Linked DNA regions of Homo sapiens: region 1 is linked to region 2. The links are chromatin loops, found by intact Hi-C in ENCODE. Cell type or tissue: heart left ventricle. All regions are shown on one strand.

The links. Peaks named below come from ENCODE experiments on the same cell type or tissue, not always from the same donor. Only the 100,000 strongest peaks of a DNase experiment are listed, where the experiment ranks them.
Region 1: it touches region 2 in a loop (2.5-fold over the local background); 3 of 110 quality-filtered maps call a loop at or near these places.

What each region holds. Positions count from the first base shown.
Region 1 is chr6:47,930,439-47,938,438 of GRCh38, reverse strand. All of the region lies in intron 4 of PTCHD4 (patched domain containing 4), which reads left to right. Among named protein-coding and RNA genes, the nearest start is that of OPN5, 150 kb to the right of the region's middle. In heart left ventricle, no CTCF peak of the experiment used is centred here; no DNase peak of the experiment used is centred here.
Region 2 is chr6:47,790,984-47,798,983 of GRCh38, reverse strand. It overlaps OPN5 (opsin 5), which reads right to left. Exons shown (of 7, transcript NM_181744.4): 3 at 7,012-7,182; 4 at 3,421-3,755. Among named protein-coding and RNA genes, the nearest start is that of OPN5, 13 kb to the right of the region's middle. In heart left ventricle, no CTCF peak of the experiment used is centred here; no DNase peak of the experiment used is centred here; H3K27ac peaks cover 259 bases; H3K27me3 peaks cover 343 bases.

The DNA.
Region 1 (8,000 bases), 140 kb before region 2:
TTTTCTTTCCTGGCTTCTATCTAATCCCTTTGCTTCTTTGTTAGATTGTTGATGCCTAGAGGTGTTCTATAGACCAACAACATTGGAATCATCTGAAAAATTGTTAGACATACAGAATCACAAGCCCCATCATTCCACTAGACAATTCATGTCCAGTTCCCATTGACCTCCACACTGCTAAATTCAATGATTAATCCTCAGTCCTCATCTTTCTTGACCTATTAGCAACATCTTACAGTTGATCAGTCCCTCCTCTCTGAAATATTTTATTTCTTTTTCTTTTTTTAAGAGGGAATCTCTCTCTGTCGCCCAGGCTGGAGTGCAGTGGTGCAATCTCAGCTCACTGCAACCTCTGCCTCCCGGGTTCACGCAGTTCTCCTGCCTCAGCCTGCCGAGTAGCTGGGACTACAGGTGCGTGCCACCATGCCCTGCTAATTTTTGTATTTTTAGTAGAGATGGGGTTTCACCACATAGGTCAGGCTGTTCTTGAACTCCTGACCTCAGGTTATCCACCTGCCTCAACCTCCCAAAGTGCTGGGATTACAGGTGTGAGCCAACCCGCCCAGCCAAAATATTTTCTTTACTTGCCTATCAAGTCTCCTTCTTGGTTTTATTCCAATGTAGTTGCTTCTTCCAAGTCTCCATTGCAGGTCCCCTCTCTTCTTCCAACCCTCTTTCAGTTGAAGTGCCTTAGACTCAGTTCTTGGTCATCTTTTCCATATCCATTCATCTCTGCAGTGGTATCATCCAGTCCCCTGGCATTAAATACCAAATATATGCTGACAACTCCAAAGGTACACCTCCAGCCCAAACCTATGTCCTGAACCTCAAGTGTGTCCTGATGCTCATAGACCTAATAGCCATTTGATGCCTAATGGACATCTCAAACCTAGAATGTCTAAAACAAAACTCGTAAACCTTCCTCACAAACTTCCTTTACCCACAGTCCTTTCTGTGTAGGTTAGCAGCAAACTCCAATCAGTTATATAACCAAAAATATGGAATAATCCTTACCAGCTCTCTTTCCTTCACAAAGTCCATAAGGAAATAATGTTGATTTTATCTTCAAAACGTGGCCACACCCTCACCCCTTCTTACCATCTCCATTGTTACCTTACTGGTCCAGGCCAACATCATTTTTCATGATGGTACTACAGTACTTTCCTGACTAGTCTCTCTACTTCCGCTCTTGCCCTGTTACAGTTTATTATTGAAAAGCAGCCAGTCATTCCCTTAAAACACCAGCCATGGCATGCTTTTCCATGACTCAAAACTTCATAGTTGATTCTGATTTTACCCAGATGGAAGACCAAAGCCCTCACAGTGGCCTGCAAGGGGTTACATGATCTGACTCCACTGTCAATCTGACCTTTCTTACGATTCCTTCTGTTGCTTACTCTGCCCCAGCCACATGGGCTTTCTTGCTATTTTTGGAACACAGCAGACTTGCTATTGCCTGCAGCCTTCACATTAGCTGTTCCCTCTGCCTAGAATGCTCTCCAGCTTAATTCACTCACCTTTTCTAACCTAGCTTGACCACCTCTAGGTTAAGACTGGAGCGTTTTTGGATCAATCCTCTTTATCCTACTCTACTTTTTTCTATTGTACTCATCACAGGCTAACATACTATATATTTTACTTATTTATTATATTATTTCTTATCCTTTTTTGTGTGTATTAGAATGTAAACTGTAAAAGGGCAGGGATCTTTGGTTCATTGATGTGTCCCAACTGTTTAGAACAATGCCTAGCACATCACAATAGATGTTTAAAAAATGAACAAGGACTAAGTAAAGGGACAAATGGGGTGTTTGTGTCTTATAAATAGAACTTCACTGGGATATAGGAAAAAGAACATTGAACTGGAAGCCAAAAGACCTGGTTTGAAATTCTGGATTTGCCATTACTATGTTGGACAAGTCACTAAAACTTTCTCAGCTTCAGATTTTATCTCAATCAAGAGAGAGTCATGGTATCAGGGCTTTTCGAAATTATGTTTGAGGAAATGTTTTTGAAAGTACAAAGTGTTTAATAAAGAAGGGACCATAAAATTTACCATCTAAACTGAAACACTTTTTAGAGTGAAAGAAAGCACTCTTCCTAATTATCCAGGGGGTGTCCAATGTAAACCAGGACAAAGAATCATCCTCTATGTATCAAATCATATTGGATAGAACTTCAAGATATGTCTCTAGAATCTTATAATTCTCATCACGTCCACCAACACTGCCCTAGTCCAAGCCACCATCTTCTTTCACCTAGTCGACTGCAATAGCCTCTTGTTTTGTCCCCTCTTGTTTCCTATAGTGTTTTCTCCACCTCACCCTGAATGATGCACAATTATATGTAAATCAGACCAGGTCATTTCTGTGTTTCCAAAGATTCACAAGCTCTCCCTCTCACTCAGGATAAGACTCAACTACTTTGAATGGCCTACAATGCCCATTGTATCTCTGACATTCTCTCGTCTGCTTAAATGTCACCTTATCACCCTATGTGATAAAATACCAAGTCCTCCCTATCAATCATACTGCCACTGGTACTCTCTACCCTCCTTATCTGCCTCATTAGTTTTATTTTTCTCCATACTACTTGTTATCACCTAAAATTATATGCTTTGTATAAACGTATTCATTACCTGTCTCACTCATCAGAATATATCAATGAGAGCAAGAATGCTTCCTTTTCTGTTGCTGTATACCAGCATCTAAAATGATGTCTGGCACCTAATCAGTAATCTATATATTTGTTGAATAAATGAATATATAACAGAAATTGAAAGCATAATTAAATGCATACCAGATATAAATGAATGTGTTTAAAGCAATAACAAGAAAATGAGTATATGTATGTGTATTTGGTACTGATGAATTCCTCCTAAAATGCTTTCTTGGGGTTTGAGGCCTCCCTTGATGCTGTTTGGTATCTGAAGAAAAGAATATTAAGTCAGCCTTAGTGGTGATGTAAAGGAGAACTGGCAGAAAGCGCAAGATGAGCCAGGTGGTGTTACTTCTCTTGAATTCTTGCAGACATCTGAACAATGCAAAGTGCCCCATGACATGTTCTCATTTTAAAGGACTCCAACATACTAATTTTTCCCCTAATTGAGACTACCATAAGAACACACCTCTAAATACAATTCAAAGCCACAAATTAAGAGGTAGCATACGAATGATAGACTTCCCAATTGATCTTATAGTTTAATTAATTAATTTAACCCAAGAACAAAATCGGATATAGTGTATAAGGTTGTGTGCAATATGTGAGAACAAAATAAAGAAAAATGGCTCTGATTTTATAACAAGAGCCCTTAAAAGTATCCAATTTCTAAATCTATGACTCCATCACACAAACCCAACTTACTGGAAATTAAATAATATTCACTGTAAAACAATACCAAAAATAAAAACAAGTAACATAAGATATTTTTCAACCCTATTTTGTTATGTGAACATAGACTTATTTAATTTTAGACATGGGTGGAAGAAAATATTTTAAAACTTAATTTAATACTACTGTGCACATCCAATATATAAGTTGGTTTACAAAGTCCCAGAAGTTTGAACATTTATTTAAAATCTCTCTTCTCAAAATTGACATGGGTTTTGTAGTCATATACAAATAATATCTGTATTTTCACAAATATTTCTCACCAAGAGATGAAGATAACAGAATCAAAGTGGGTGAGGAAGTGAGTAAATACATAAATTGAAGGTATTTTGGGGAGTGATTTATTGAAGAGCTGCTACTTCATTTCAGACCCAAATGCTTTATTTTAAAATAAATACAGTTCTAGGAGTCTAAGGAAAATGTTTAATAAGAAAGAATTTTGAAAAGTGAACCAAAAGTCACACTGGTCAAATTTAACTGTTTCTTATATACTTTTGCAACTAAGTCACACATATATATTTTTATGCTACTAGATTACATTACCAGATTTAGATCGGTAAGATGTGCTGGAAAGCAAGCATTATACTCATTTTTTTTTTCTTGGCTTAATATCTAGAAAATTTCCATACATAATTGTGCTGCAGGACTTTTTCGTAGTTCAGCTAAAGATGGGGTTCTTTGTTCCATGGCCACGAAAATTCAGGCTTGCAGACAATTTGAGTGGTGAATAAGACAGGGTTTTACTGGGTGAAAAGGAAGCTAAAGGGGAAACAGGAACTCTCTCAGAGCCAGAGTCCCTGGAGAGCACTTCCCGCCTGCAGCTTGAATCCAGGTTCCACACAGGAAGAGGAGGGTCCCGGCTCCTCCCTGCCGCAAACTTCCTGAGGCTCCCCATCAGTGGGCAAGCTAGTTGGAGTTTCGCCTGGGACCCCCTCCCACCTGGCTGTCTCATTAGAGATCAATGGAATAGTTTCATGAGGAATTTGGTGATATGGATATACATGTACATTATATATATAGTAACATTTTAAACTGTGAACAGATTACCCTGTTATTCTACCAAGATAGTATAGAGATAACATCTGAAGTGTTTAAGTATAATAATCAAATGAAACATAATTTGATTAATAATAATTTGATACCTTTATTAAGAAGTAATTTGTTTTGTAATTCATAATAATCAAAATAAATGGCTAGCAGTTTAACAATAATATAATCAGGTAAATTCAGTTATTGTTTAAAACAGAGAAGAAAGAAGCTGTCCTTATTTTTGTAATTATAGATAAAGCATTTTTCTATCATAAATGAAGATTGGCCTCAATAAATAACTAGTACTCATGATTTCCAAAAGAAAGAACTTATATTAACTAATCTTATACTAAGTCTATGATTTTTCAGTAATTAATTGACTTGTGTCTTACTGCCCTACCTACTAGGCCAAAACTCAGTTTTTGAGAAGTATATTTGAATCCAGTTCATCTTGCAGGATTCATTAGGAATTTGCAGCACTTAAAATGTTTTTGGTTCCTTATTGAGATTTATAGTCAGGATGGATAAATATTTATAATCACTTTGAAATTTATTTAGACTAAAATGATTTCAGCCAAGCTCTCTCCAGTGCACAAAATGTGGGCCCTTGAAGAGCTACCTGCATCTTCGTGGACACAGAACTCTTTCTTGAAAAAACTTTTAATTCTCTCACAGGAGAATCTAGAAGAATATCCAGTAATGACTATTATTTGCTTTCATGCTTGCTCTTAGAAAATGCATCTGAAGTTATTGAAAGCACCTATGGAGCTCACAGTAGGGGAATAACCTCCCATTCACCATTTGTTCAATTGGGTTCCTGGATTTTCATTTCAGATGTCAACCTGGCCTTCCACTGGGTTGATTATCAGAGCATATGGTTCCTCCTCTAATCAGCCATATCAAATTCCTGCAGGCTAGGAACTTGCAGAAAGTGTAACCTTGAACTCTCACTACCTGACTGTGATCACAAGTGCAGCAGCAAGAAGTATTGTTTATTGTATGTGTGGCCTACATTATGTGTCATCTTTCTTCTAGATATTCTATACTCTCTTCCTTTGATTAATAATACAAAAAACTTAGTACCAGTGCACTACTCCAAGTCTTCACATATACCAACTAATTTAGCCTCATAATAAAACTATGAGGTGAATTATTTTATTACCCTCACTTTATAGATAGAGTCAGGGAAATGAAGTAATTTGTCCAATGGCACATAGCCAGGAAGTGGCAAGGTTGGGCTCCCAACTCAGGCCTGCTGTCTGCAGCCCGTGCTCCTGACCCTCACACTGTACCACACAGAACTAGCCTTGCGCTTGCTCCAGAATATGTGGGCGCCCTTCAAAACTGTGTTTTTCGGTAGCTTTACTTTGGCATTGAGCCACCTACTGTATTGCAGGCCATTCTGAGATGTAGCCTGATAAAACTCATCATTAGACTCATTGAAAAATATTACTCTGAACATAGTTACTGAATCACACCATGTACCTTTTAGGAAATTTCTCTCACATGTCAGAAAGAAATAAAACCTTATGCTCCTTATCGTATGAATGCCATTGGTCTCATTCTCATAATCTGTTGTGTTTATCCCTTTATTCCAGCCACTGGTAGAAGCTCCAAACCTAATTTTTTTCCACCTCTAGCCCCCATCTTTGCTCTTGACAAACATTCTTTCCTTTGTCTGAACTTGAGTCAGCCTCCTCTGAACTCACTTTTTAAATGCCTTACACAGCACAGTGCTAAATCCTCCCAGCAATCCCTGAGGTCACAACTATTAGATATGAGGACCAAGTGAGGATAGATTACTTATGTGCAGTCTCCTGGATAGTGAAGGCGGAAATCAGCTGGCTACAGAGTTGATGTTCTCAACTGCCACACCCTGGGGATTCTTCAGTGGAGAGCAGAGAATGCAAGCTAAGCAGGAGTGTTTCTAGAAAGAGGAAATTCCTGTGTAGAGAATAATGTCAGAGGTTGTAGGAGCAGTCCCCATGGTGCATACAAGTTGAGGCCCACTCTTAGGTTTTGCAGCATTATATGGATTTCTATAATGTCCAGTGTGTCCCAGAGAAGGAAGCCCTTTAGTCCTTGGGTCACTTCACCTTTGAATCTCAATTTTCTCACCACTAAAATGACTATAATTCTGGTTGCTGTTTATCTCCCCTACAGGAACTTTGGGAGGATACACGACACACTGTCTAGGAAAACTTCGTGGCCCCTAAGAGATGAGCATAATCATTACCCCTGCTATTGTGTGCCATTATTATGCTAATAATACACTTGTCAGCTTCAGGCCGAAGGAAGAATCTATATGTTTATTCAAAGAGCATACAGCCTAAATGAAAATGGAAACTTGCTTCTTCATATTTATTTTTAAGCATATTCACATTTGGAGATTATGTTTTAAAAGTACATAGCATTTTTACAGCAAGTAAAGGAATTATTTCATTGCTCCTCAGTCAAACAGCAACGATTTTACAATTACCTGTTTTTCTCCATCTGAAATTACCACTACAAATGTGCTCCTTTATTCATGCATTTAATTCTTAGCTTTTCAGCTGCCATTTGAAACCCTTGGCTTTTGATGTGCGTTCACAATGCTGTGTTCATCCATCTAGAATTACTTCTTTTTCCAAAAATGGGAAAACTTGTCCCAAAAAAAGTGCCAAGTACACATATATAACTCTGATTGGACTCTCATGATATTTGCATGTGTGGTGGTTAAGACCATAAAGCCACTTAATGACCAGGAACAAGGACTAGAGTAAGACTGGTGATCATTTTAGACATGGCTGCAGCCCCCTCCTGTTCGTGGTGAATGGGGAGTGCTAAGCAGGATGCTGCCAGGTCCCTCATTCAGGAACGCTTTGGGTGGATTAATGAACCTTCTGGGAAGGATGCTGTCTTACACAAAGTCAGCGTCAAATAAAACACAATGCTCGGCCGGGTGCGGTGGCTCACGCCTGTAATCCCAGCACTTTGGGAGGCCGAGGCGGGTGGATCACCTGAGGTCAGGAGTTCAAGACCAGCTTAGCCAACATGGTGAAACCCCATCTCTACAAAAATTAGCCAGGTGTGGTGGCAGATGCCTGTAATCCCAGCTACTTGGGAGGCTGAGGCAGGAGAATCATTTGAACCCAGAAGGCAGAGGTTGCAGTGAGCTGAGATCACACCACTGCCCTCCAGCCTGGGCAACAGAGCGAGACTCCATCTCAAAAAATAATAATAATAAATAAAATACACTTCATGAGTACATATGTATAACTTCTTCATAATACCAATATTTATAATATGAAAGGAGACAATATTTCCTGGACGTTGCCTATGTAATGTGAAGCTGCTAACTCACTCAAATTCCAAACTGGTCCAGAACTATCACTTGGAATATGCATTTTCATAGAACTCTGTGTACCTTCTGAGCATACATAGTTCTTATGAACTTTATTTTTTTAGGTTTTCTGGAAAGTAAATCTCCTAAAATTATTTTCTTTAATGTGTGTCTTGGATCCCTGGGAATATGTGCCTAGGAATACATAGAAATATAGTGATCTTGTAGACACACATAGCTAAGGTTTTGCTACAAGAAA
Region 2 (8,000 bases):
GATTTTGATCTCAGAATCCCGTAAGGTAAACTTTAAGTAATCAGCTTTTAGACCAGGCTGTTCTGAAAATCAGAAGTACCAAGAGAGCAAGCAATTTGACAATCCTGAGCAGTAGCTAAATGAGCAAAAAGGTTTCTAAGGCTGTGGAAGGGCCCAATATAAGGCAGTTTCTACTTATTTTTACTCAGTAGAAAAATCAAGGTCAAAATTGAGTAGTAGTTAAAAATAGTTTCAATTTAGTACTGAAGATGTCACAGTAGTTATGTTTGTTTCTCAGTATCAGTTAAATTTTGTCTTACATTTTCTGCACAAATATTAATAATTAGAAACACTTGTGTTTATGTTATTTTAATATAGATTTATATAAATAAATGAAATATAGACATATTAATATAATATTACATATTATGTGATATCATTAAGTATATAAATTAAAAGAATATACATATATATGTAACAAAATTATATATATATGTATTCCTACACTTCATTTAACATTTCTTTGGTTAATCTGGTCTAGAGTGAGCCTAACTATTTGATCTACCCAGTCCAAGTCAAGCGGAATAATACAACAAATCAAATTAAATGGGATATGTGCTGAGCTATACCTCATATGTATAATGACCTTCAAAAGCATTGACTCATATGTATAATAAGTTCTAGAAGTACTGACTGGTCTAAACATTGACTAGGTTCATTTTTCAATATGGGTTGAATTTTGGCTTAAATTTTCTGCACAAATATTAATAATTAGAGATGTTTGTATTTAGGTTATTTTAATACAGGTTTATATAAACAAATAAAATATAGACATGTTCTTAATATAATATTACATATTATGTGCTATAATATCATTTAGTATATAAATTAAAAGAATATACATAACAAAATTACACATATGTATTCCTACACTTTGTTTAACATTTCATTTAACCTGATCTAGGGCAAGCCTATTTGATCTACCCAGTCCAAGTCAAGCAGAATAATAACAAATCAAATTAAATGGTATATGCTGAGCTGTACCTCATATGTATAATGAGTTCCAGAAGCATTGACTAGACAAGCTTCTCACTCCTCAAGAATACACAAGAGGACAAGATGCTAGAATGTGAGGGGGTCAAGTTGAGCAGTTCAACTGACAGGAGAGAAGATGATGGGTAACAAACTGGGAGAAACTGAAGAAGAGCCTCATGGCAATCAGGACCCAGATTTATTGAGCAAGGCCAACAAAGTGTCAAGGCCAATGACATAATAGGGGATGGAAAACAGAGAGGTGAGGGGGATGGCAAGAAGAAAGCACATTTTGAGACATTTCAGCAACTGTATGCAAAGTAAACTTCGACGTCACATACCAGTGTGATGAATGTCTGCACATCATTTCTTGGGCACACTTCCATAAACTACTGAAAAGCAAATTTTTCATCATTGGTACATTTGCCCAGTTTCTAAAATAGTACCTGGTACAAAGTAGGATTTTGATTAAATATAATTCAACTTTAACTAGGATTGATTTATTTAAATTTCTTTTTTGAAAGATGCAGGTAAGAGCTAAAGGGAGAGCTAGAAATGAAGAACCTAACTCATAATGCTTCATTTTATGAAAATATTTTCCTACTTTATAGCCAATTATAAGACAGAAGAAGTTCATGCTTCCTGAGTCTGCATTTTTGTCCAAGAACTGTTCTATTATTAAGCTATCAGTATAGATTTAGAGTGATGAAAATATCCCTCAAAGCTTCCTCTACTTGGCATGTAGAGTTTGAGCATAACAGTCAACTGGAGCCATCAGGAATCTAGCTCACAGTATGTGATATGGTTTGGCTGTCCCCCCACCCAGATCTCATCTTGAATTGTAGCTCCCATAATGCTCATGTGTCATGGCAGGGACCCAGTGAGAGGTAATCGAATCATGGGGGCAGGACTTTCTCATGCTGTTCTCATGATAGTGAATAAGTCTCACAAGATCTGATGGTTCTATAAAAGGGAGTTCCCCTGCACATGCTCTCTTGCCTGCCACCATATAAGACATGACTTTGCTCTTCATTTGCCTTCTGCCATGATTGCTAGGCCTCCTCAGCCATGTGGAATTGTGAGTCAATTAAATCTCTTTCCTTTATAAATTATCCCATCTTGGGTACATCTTCATTAGCAGTGTGATAGCAGACTAATACAATATGCAACCAAGAGATCTTTGTATAACTCCAAAAATTCTGCAATTTGGAGAGAGGCATATTACCAGAACCAAGTCTCTGACTTACTAAAAAGCCATCTCTTATCTGGGGGAAACTGTGTTTCTCTGGGTCCCTGAGACTAGTGGTCTCCAAAGTGAACATGAGAATACTCGAGGGTAGGATACCAATCAACGTGATTGATTGGGATACAGGAAGAAATAATTATAACTTCAATCTACCTTTATTTTTATCTTTAAAATAGAAGAGAAAATTTGGGGGGTTAAATTAGGGGGTGCTAATATTTAATACAAAGCTTGATGGTATTACCTGTATGTCATTTATATTGATGGCATGTGTTGGAAAATATTTTTTCAGTACAAGGGCAAAAAATCATGAACATGTGAAGACCACTGCTTTAGACTTTACCAGTAATTCCTAACAGGCATAAGGAAAAAGGAGAAACCATGGTTGCTCTAACACCTTCTATGCACCAGATGACAGAATAATATACTTTATCTCTTTGAATTCCCACCGTAACCCAATAAGACAGATATCACTATTCCTGTTATGCAAGTGAGGAAATAGGGATTCAAGAAAGCTAAATATCTAGTTCTAGGTCACAAACTTGGCAGGTACTGGTGATGGGATTAAACTCTAGTCTTGTTCTTTTCCTTACTCCACAATACCTAAAGAACTGTCACCTCTGAAACTACCGTTTACCAAGGTACTCAAGCCTGCAGAAACTGCTCGTGTTCATAACACAAGCTTCCCATGGGAAAGCACACATGGTAAACTCTTACTCTATAAATAATTCAAGTGGTAGAATGTCCCTAATGATGTCCCAAAGTCCATGCAACGCAGAAAATACTGTGAGGCATTGTATGATTCATAAAAGTTATTCTTATTACTGAAATAATGAATATGAATCAATAGTACCCTATTCAGCAGAGCAGATAAGCCCCAAATTGATGGGTTATACAAATTTTGTAGATATTGAAAATGTGTGTGTGTGTGTGTGTGTGTGTGTGTGTGTGAGAGAGAGAGAGAGAGAAGAGAGAAGTGGGGGTACAGAGACAGAAAGAGGAGAGAGATACCACAAAGAAAGGCTTAGACAATCATCAACGAAGTTCAGAATTACGTAAAGAATAGAGATTCTAAGTTCTCTCAGTCTCCAACGTTCCCTATCCTTTGTACCCTATGAAGTTGTAAGTAGTCAGAAAACACATGTGTAAAATATTAGTGCACTTACCTTTGTCAGTTTCATTTCCAGCACATGGCTGCTATGGATCCGACTGTCGAAATGAGCTACTTCTTTGGAAGAGGACTTAACCTTGGCAATGATCTTTACGTAGGAGAACACGATCACAGCCGTTGGGAGCAAGAGGCAGAAGAAGAGGATGTTCAGGATGAAAACCTGGCCCCCTACCGAGGCCTGGGCCAGCCACCAGTCCAGGGTGCACGAGGTTCCGAAGGGCTCAGGTACGTAGTCCCCCAGACCTACCAAGGGCATGGTGGTCCAGAAGGAAGCATAGGCCCAGATGGCTGCCAGGCAGATGTAGGCGTGCTTTCTTTTCAGCCAAACCCCTGGAGGCGGAAGAAAAGCATTACCCGGATGTAATCTGCCCTACACCCAGATACCTCCCCTCGATATGTCAAATTCCACCTCCAAAGATTTATTCCATTGATTTCTGGGAGACCTGGGCAGATAACTGAAGCCTGAGGGAGAGTGGAGTAAACGGAAAAAAGTTCCAGAGCTTGGGCCTTTCTCCAGGAGAACACAATTGGAAGGTTTTCTCTAGGCATCTGGGAGCTTTGGGAGGGAGAAGTGACAACAGCTGGGAAAAGGGACAGGAAAGAGATGAGAGGATGCTGAAGACAATGGAGGCCCTTGAGAAAACATCTCGGAAAGGGTGTGTTAGTGGATCATCCAGGGAAAATCCTTCTGGGAGGTGAGGAAGCACAAAACATGGCTTGTGTCTTTAAAACGCCCTTCCTGCTAACAGCTTTTGTGTTGCTAGTCTTATCTGGCTTCCTAAGAACTTGTGGAAGGGGCTTGGTGGCTCGTGATCATGACACTATGGTTTGAGATTAAAGTCCTTGACTGTGTTTAGTAATTTGTGGAGCAGGTTTGGAATCTTCAAACGTCATTCACACAACAATCGCGCTCACACAGCCACAGCGGGAGAGGCAGAGAATCTAGGTAGGTTGCATCATGTTCTGCAAAGTAATTCTGTGAAGATATTTTCAGGAAGACAAAAAATGAGCTCCGTTTTTCAGCACTAGTTTCTGTTAACCAAAAGAGAATTCCAAGCGGAGGAAATAGTGCAGTCATCTAAGAAAAGCTGTAAAGCACTAGTGATCATTTTCAGAATTCAACACAACCACCAAAGACAGGTCGGCCTGATTTAGTGCAGCAGCCTCCACAGGAAATTACCTTCACACCTCACTCATCACCTCGAACGAAGAGGGCCAGGAAAGTGACTCTTTACTGCCTTGGTTTTGTGTTAGCAGAGAAGAAATATCAAAATATATTCAACAAAAGCTAAATGATTACTTCAATATAGACTCAGGGCCTGCCTCTGCTTAGTGCAATGTGAGGTTTGGAAAGTCGGTCAGGCCTAATTCTTCTATGTCTAGTCTTTGACTGACCTTGTGCATGCAAGACTATATTGCATATGGGTTAAATAAAATAATGTAAGGGGCCTGCTTTGCAAACTAGAAAGTGCTATATTAACATGAATTATTTTACTCCTGTGTAAGTGTATCTCATTTAGCGCTAATAAGAAATATAACAGATTGTTTCTATACTCTATTGTCTCCATTTTTTTCAAATACATGGCATTTTGTGTCATGAAATGCAAATTTCATGCCCAACCAGATAGGGGTGGCAATCATGTAGCCACAATATAAGTCAGCTCTTGTTTCTCCACTAAAACTGATAAAACATTGGCACAGGTAATCACATATATTCATGGGAATGTGCATAGGCATACGTATAAGCATTTATGGTTAGGGTTACTTGTGAGGTGTTTTATACTTACATTCCAGTATGGTGAAAGGCTGTCAAGTACAGGAGGGAGTAGATTAGTAGATTGGTTCTGTGTTGCTCCAGAAGTCAGAACTAGGACCAATGGGTGGAGGTTACTGGGAGGCAGTTTTGTCTTAATATAAGGAATAACATTGTAACAATGAGAGCAGACCAATCAGAGAATGGGCTGCCTTGTGCAGTAGTAAGCTCCCCGTCACTGGTCACTGGAATTATTCAAGAAGAGGCCAAGTGGTCATCTCTCAGGGATGCCTTAAAACAGTTTACCACGTTACATGGGAGAAAAGTCTACACATCCCCAAGCGACCTTCTAATTCCAACATTCTGGGACGCTGTGTGGAGGGTTTAATAGTGCATCAGATTAAATGATGAAACCACACTACTGAGGTTCAACCTTAGAAGAAGCTGGAAAATATACACAGTTCCCACATATGGAGTTATGACCTGCAATGATCCTGGCAGTGGGCGGCATCATCTCTTTAACTGACAAAGCCTAAACTCAAGAAAATATTTAAAAACAGAGGTATCAGGGTTTAGTATTCCTCAAACACTCTCAGGAAGTTTAACTTTTTTGCCTTCTTATCTATAAAATCTATAGTTAAATTTAAAATCTCTTTGGTATGAACAAAAATAAGTCTATAGAAAGAATTAGATGTTGACGTCACACAGAATATGTATAGTTGTATATTTTATATCTTACTGGAAATTTTGATTCAAGCTATTTCTATTGGAAGTTTTAAATGTTTAAAAAAGGAGATGTAAACTTTAAAAAAAAAAAAAAAAACGTAGTGCTGGATGATGAAGAGAATGGCTCACAAGCCCCCGCCTCCCACCCACCCAAGCATGGATTCTTTGGAGTTTGGGGATGTAAACTATAACAATACAAAGGGAAATTCTACCACATTGACAGTGTCAGGTCAACTTGATTTTTCCCACCTCAGTCTCCAGGCCCTGCTCTGACACCACAGTCTGTCGTCCATCACAACCACTCTAATTGACAGATTGACAATCAAAGCAACTTTATCCAGAGGAAGTCAGTACTGTTCCTTGGTTGTGCCTGGTTCTCAATATTAAACTTAAAGACCCAAATGCAATTCTTTCAGGTTTGATAAATTCCGAGAGCTCCAACAAACAAATGTAGTAGAAATTATTTTTAACCTGTAGAATGGTCTAATCATTAAAAAACATATATTTAGTCCCTGGAAACTTATTTTCTGCTGATTCACCAATTCTTGTAATCACTCATCTTTCTACCAACCAACACCACAAAAAAAAATATGTTGAGTGATATTTCTACATGTGTGTCCTTTCATGCAGAAACAGCTACATGACTCTAACTTGGAGGTGAACTTTTTGGAATTCCTTATCTCTGAAATCACAGGGAGCGTGAGTCCTAAGGGAGAATCTTAAACAGCTTTTCTTATAATTACACTTCCTAGGTGGGGAATGAGCTAAACATCTTGGACTTAACACCCTTTCGATGCACTTTATTTCTTTTGTTTGCGTGGGAAACATGATGGAAGCTTACACACTATACAAGAAAATGGTACTTTTTTAAAGCATTATAACCAAACACCAGACATTACTATAAAATATGTATTAAAAGAAATCTACTTTGACATAGGTTAAAATCCTTAAACATGTCAGAACAAGATGATAGGCTATAAATAGAAATATTCTTGATCTCTGAGGTTATTCATAATCTTTGTTTATTACCTGCATAAAATATGTACAGTTCTAACACTCAATCCACCTAGCTTTAACTGTCAGGGAATGAGAAACCTGCCAACTTACCATAAGATAAATAGCAGATTTTCAAATATCGATCCAGGCTGACAGCAGTCATGGTGATAAGGCTTCCACAGCCAAAGAAAAATCCAGCCCATCCATACCAGCGGCAGCCGATCCAGCCAAACACCCAGCGGTGACAAAAGCAAGAGATGATGGTGAACGGCTTGCCTACAACTAGAGCACCAAGTGACTTGTCAACAGACGTTCCTCTGGTTACTATTTCCCCACCTACCTCAACTCACCTGAACCTCCTCCCCTAAAGCACGGGGACACATGTGAACGCACACACACACCCTTGATTACACAGATTTCCTAGATTAATAAAAGCCCAGCAGTTATCTATGAATAAACTCAGTTTGAAGCTACCCAGAGAGGACTTTCAGTCATCCCAATAGCCAAAGACAGTGAAAGGATATAGAAGGAAAACTTTAAAGTAATTATTACTTTTGAAAAAACTGTCTCAAAGAGACCTGGCTTCAGGAATTACAGACATGATACTAGTAGCCAGTGACAACGATCTGGTCACTTTTAACATGTTGTTGCAGTCTTTCATTCGAAGGCTTAGAGAAAGGGGAAATGAATAAAATCTCTGAGAGAAAATACACTCTTCAAGCACAACTTTTCTATTCTAGAGAAGTTCTTTCTCACACTAGTCTGTTAAGATTTTTTTTTTTTTTACCAGAAATAGATGTTAAGTTTTATTAAATGCTTTTTTGGCATCTACTGAGGTGATCATAACATTTTTTCTCATGGAATCAGTTAATGCTGGTTATTAATAGATTTGTTTTTGAAACATACTTACATTCCTGGGACCAATGCAACTTTTCTTAATAATAAAACTTCCAGAAAATTGTCTCAATGAATAGAGGAAAGAAGAGATGGAGAAAGAGAAAATGAAGAAAAGGAGGAAAAAGACAAAAATAATATGCAAAACAGTGATTTCCTTCCACCTCATCCTCCTCCAAGTGGGGCCTTTTAGAACCTGTATAAGG